2 separate regions of the Homo sapiens genome follow, and region 1 is linked to region 2. A link is an interaction called in ENCODE POLR2A ChIA-PET data of the cell type or tissue named here. Cell type or tissue: GM12878. All regions are shown on one strand. Region 1 has its middle 38 kb from the start of IGF2R. Region 2 overlaps IGF2R (insulin like growth factor 2 receptor).

Region 1 (2,500 bases), 59 kb after region 2:
GATTTAAGGGCATGACCTTCAATAGTCACTTGATTTAAGAGAAAATCCCCTTCTTAGCTCAAGAATAACCTCCAAAGACACACACAAAGATATTTATGGGAGACACACCATCTGGGATTGGCTTTAAAATTCTTCAGCAGCAATAACTACGAATAACAACAACAAGACAGGAGTGGAGTTAAATAAAAAGGAACTATGGAATGTTGACAATTGTTGAGCATGAGTAATTTTATCTATGTATTTATGTATTTTGTTAACTAAATTGAAAGGCCAAGAGGAAAACTAAAGCACCCCAAAGTAGCATCACAGGAACAGATTTCCTAGGACTGAGGGCACAGAGGGAAGGATTTGCATTATTAAAACTAGTAAATCTAGAGGAGACACCATTTTTGCTGGGATCCAGGCTTCTGAGGAAGGGGCACCTTCCTGGCAGCAAGAAAGTGCTGGGATCTCTGAAGTGCAATCTGATGATGCTGGTGCTGCCTGTGCTGGAACAACTGCAAAGTGGCCTCAGCTGCTGCTACGGAAGGACTTCCAGCTGCGAGGGTGAAGAAGCATGGCTGGAGGAAGATCGTTAAGATGAGAATCACAGGATCACAAGCAGACATGGATCCCATAGGGAGCAAGCAGAAAGGAGTGTGTTCCCTTTCCTCCTCCTCCAGCCTTCTCTCTTGAGCCCCCTGTTAGCAAAACCTAAGAGAGAGCCAGTGGCATAGCAGACATGTTTGCAGAGCCTTAGCTCGAGCATCACACAGCTGAGCATAGACAGCTGCTTATTGAGGGATAACATAATAACTGGCACAGTGGACTTACTTTGCCCCCTGAGCTTGTGCTTATCTTTTCCAGCTTAGTTCATTTATTCACTAAACCTTGAGCTAGATGTCAGGTGCTAGTCTAGATTGGAGGATATGATACTAACAAGATGGGCATAATCCCTGTCCTGGGACTTCAGTCAACCTTGACTTTTTTTTCAGTCTTTCACTTTTCTAATAGATTCCAGCCTCTGGCTCCACCCCTGCTGCTGTGCAACCCACTGTGTTGTTCTTGTCTTTTTATTATATATAAAATATACATAACATAAAGTATACATAACATAAAATGTACCATCTTAACTATTTTTAATGTACCATTCAGTGGCGTTAAGGACATTCACGTTGTTGTAAAACTGTCTTCATCATCCATCTCCAGAACTCTTTTTCATCTTGAAAAAATGAAACTCAGTAATGATTAAACTCTCACTCCCCACTTCCTCCTCCCTCCAGCCTCTGGCAACCAGCATTCTACTTTCTGTCTCTATGCATTTGAGTACTCCAGGGACCTCATATAAGTGGAGGCATACAGCATTTGTCCTGTTATGACTGGCATATTTCACTTTGCATATTGTCCTCAAGGTTCATCCATGTCATAGCGTGTGTCAGAACTTCCTTTCTAAGGCTGAATAATATTCCATTGTATATTTCACATTTTGCTGATCCATTCACTCGTTGACACGTGTTTGGTTTGTTTGCACCTTTTGGCTACTGTGAATAATGCTGTTATGAACATTGATGTATAAGTATGTGTACAAGTCCGTGCTTTCAGCTCTTTTGGGTATATGCCTATGAGTAAAACTGGTTGTTCATATGGTAATTCTATGTTTAACTTTTTGAGAAACCACTCCATGTGTTCACAGCAACCATACCGTTTTACATTCCCACCAGCAACTGGTATCTATGAGGGTTCCGATTTCTCCACATCCATGCCAACATTTGTTATTTTTCTTCTTTAATAACAGCCACAGGTGTGAAGTGGCCCACTGTGGGCTCTGGCATAAATTTAGCCTGAACACATCAAGTTTCTGCACAGTGTCCTTATTGAGACAGTGCCTCAGTTGTCACCCTTGTAGCCTTTTTTCAGCCCAGGCTTTCTCTCCTTTTCCAAACCAGTTTGTTTTTATTGGCTTTTGGAAGTTTCACCAGTTCTCAGAGAGAAGGTTTGTATTCTTTTGATAGAATGAGCTTAATGAAATGTCATAAGATCAGAGATGCAGAAAGAAACCAAGAAAGAGCTTTTTACTTTGATGTGTAGGAGTGTGAACACTGATGGGGCAGGAGCCCTTTCCAGTCTCATCTGGAGGCACAGCAGCAGGGGTGGCCTGGGCCCCAGTAGCAACTGCAGCATTGGCTACCAGTGGGCCAGTTGGGTACCAACCTGAATGTCCAATAACTGGACAAACATACTATGACCATAGAGTGTAATTTCATGCTAGCATTAAATATGCTTCAAAAACATATTTAATGACACAGGAAAGGCATATGACTTAACTTAGGTGCAAAAACCTGAATACAAAGCAGTAATGATGTTCAATATTATAAACATGCCCTTTAAAAGACTAAGAAAAAGTACATCAAAGTGTTAGCACTTATCTATGATATAGGTCACTTTTAAGTCTCTATTTTCCTGTTCCCAGATGATTTATGATAAGCATTTCACATATTTTAATCAGAAAACAAGAAAAACA
Region 2 (2,500 bases):
ATGTGTATTATGTATTATAAACACTTATGATTTCTAAACATTCAAAATTTTTGTATCGCTATATACGTATAGCTATACACAGTCATTTTTGCAAAATTGGGGAATCATATTGCCAATCCAGTAATTTCAGGTAGTTCTACTTACCCACTGAATGATAAGTGCGTGTCTTCAAGTCGTGCATACAAACAGCACTTGATGGCCCGCACTGGACAATATCCACACTTCCACAGATGTTGATTTTATAAAGTACATTATTTTTGGTATCAACAGCTTCCCATGTATAACTGGAAAGGAAGAAAAACAACTTGTCAATGTCACTGATTTATCAAAAATTAAACTTCTCTCTAGTTTTATTCAAGCCACATTTGCTTAAAACTGCCACAAACTAGAAAATACACTTTCCTTAGCCAAAAACACTAAAAAGTCAAGTATGTTAAGTTGCAAAGAAGCCAGGGCAGAAACTACTAACACCATCTGTCTGTGGTTCAATCCATTCTGAAGCTACCTCAGGACTCAAAGATTATCAAAATAGAAGTATCTGGCTGGGCATGGTGGCTCACGTCTGTAATCCCAGCACTTTGGGAGGCCGAGGTGGGTGGATCACGAGGTCAGGCGTTCAAGACCAGCCTGGCCAACATAATGAAACCCCATCTCTACTAAAAATACAAAAATTAGCTGGGCGTGGTGGCACACGCCTATAATTACAGCTACCTAGGAGGGTGAGGCAGGAGAACTGCTTCAACCTGGGAGACGGAGGTTGCAGTGAGCCGAGATCGTGCCACTGCACTCCAGCTCGGTCAACAGTGCGAGACTCTGTCTCCAAAGAAAAAAAAAAAAGAAATATCTTACCATTAATTTAAGAATATCAACTCAGATCAGTGTATTAGTCTGTTCTCACACTGCTAATAAAGACATACTCAAGACTGGGTAATTTATAAAGGAAAGAGGTTTAATTGACTCATAGTTAAGCATGGCTAGGGAGGCCTCAAGAAACTTACAATCGTGACAGAAGGGGAAGCAAACACATTCTTTTTCAGCAAGGAGAAGTGCGGAGCAAAAGGGGAAAAAGCCCCTTATAAAACCATCAGATCTCGTGAGAACTCACTCATGACCACGAGAACAGCATAAGGGTAACCGCCCCCATGATTCAATTGCCTCCCACCAGGTCCCTCCCACAACACATGGGGATTATGGGAACTACAAGCTGAGATTTGGGTGGAGACACAGCCAAATCATATTAATCAGTAATTGCTCAAGACTCATGCTGAATATAAGATAGTAATAGCCTTTCCAATCACACCAAAATGCTGAAAAGCCAAAGGATTTTTTAACTCTATTTTATTAAAAAACTAGCTATGGCATGAAAGGCAGCTCCACTTCTGCTTTTACCTCTTAGAGCTACAGTTCAGATCTGAACTCGCAAGACAGAGCTGTGCAATGAGTCAGCTATCAGATTCGAAATCACACAAAATTCACTACACCAAGCATTAACACTCATTGTTCAAACCTCTGGCAAAGCAGATAGTGAGTTATTGCTAATGCATCAATCAGTATACTTGGGACAAAATAGGTGGTTTCCCGGTTCTGTGAAAACAATTATTCTCAAATGTCTACTCTTCCCTTCCCTGGGGAGAATGTTTTGTCCATTTTGTAAAATGGGGATCATCTCCTCAGCAGGAGTAAAAACAGAAAAGGAAGAAAGTGACTTAAAATGTCCTTGCAAAATGCAAAAAATAAAGACCTGGCCAGTGGCTCGTGCCTGTATCCCAGCACTTTGGGAGGCGAAGGCCAGAGGATCACTTGAAGCCAGCAGTTTCAGGCCAGCCTGGGCAACATACCAAGATCCCATCTCTACAAAAATAAAATTTTTTTATTTTCAATGCAAAAACTGTTATTTAACTCAACAGTATTGCTAAAAGGAGGGGCAATAAGTTAAATCAGAATTGCTTAGGCTAGGCCCATCCAGGAGTTGTGGAGGCCCTGGGGGTAAGACCACCATATATATCTACATAACTGTGTTATTCACCCTATGCAGTACTCCCTTGACGACAGAAGCACTCCCTCACAGAAGGAGCCGTCCACCTCCCAGAGCTTCCTTCCACAGTGCACCAAGGCAATGACTCAGCACAAAACCAACCACCAGGCCCCCCCACGTGCCCTCCTCCCCAACCCTGAACTAGTTTCAGCAATGGAGGAGAAAGAGCAGCCCTGGTGGGGTCACTGGAAGACGAGGCGCCAAGAACTCCTAGGTCTGGGAACCCATCAAACCCCCCTGCCAAGAAACCAAACCGCACACATAGGCCTTCAAAAGCATGGAGACTTGGAAGGTCTGATAGCCACTAAGCAGCTACAGACCTGAAGAGCAGGCTGGGGTACTCAGGTGCCCAATCTTAGGGTGATACCCTCGGGGTATGACTCCTCAGCTCAGCTTTTTCAGCAGGAACATGTTAAGAGGTGTCTCCTAGAGTCAAGATGACTCAAGGACATGAGAAAATAACCC

What was found. ChIA-PET counts read pairs that join two places held together with the same protein. Peaks named below come from ENCODE experiments on the same cell type or tissue, not always from the same donor. Only the 100,000 strongest peaks of a DNase experiment are listed, where the experiment ranks them.
Region 1: POLR2A ChIA-PET joins it to region 2 with 12 read pairs; 4 of 35 experiments call an interaction of 5 or more read pairs at or near these places.

Annotation. Positions count from the first base shown.
Region 1 is chr6:159,930,178-159,932,677 of GRCh38, reverse strand. No RefSeq gene overlaps it. Among named protein-coding and RNA genes, the nearest start is that of IGF2R, 38 kb to the left of the region's middle. RefSeq lists enhancers at 665-834, 1,095-1,174. In GM12878, no CTCF peak of the experiment used is centred here; a DNase peak (open chromatin) is centred at 1,387; H3K27ac peaks cover 1,113 bases.
Region 2 is chr6:159,988,968-159,991,467 of GRCh38, reverse strand. It overlaps IGF2R (insulin like growth factor 2 receptor), which reads right to left. Exons shown (of 48, transcript NM_000876.4): 2 at 145-284. Among named protein-coding and RNA genes, the nearest start is that of AIRN, 17 kb to the left of the region's middle. In GM12878, no CTCF peak of the experiment used is centred here; a DNase peak (open chromatin) is centred at 1,469; H3K27ac peaks cover 1,666 bases.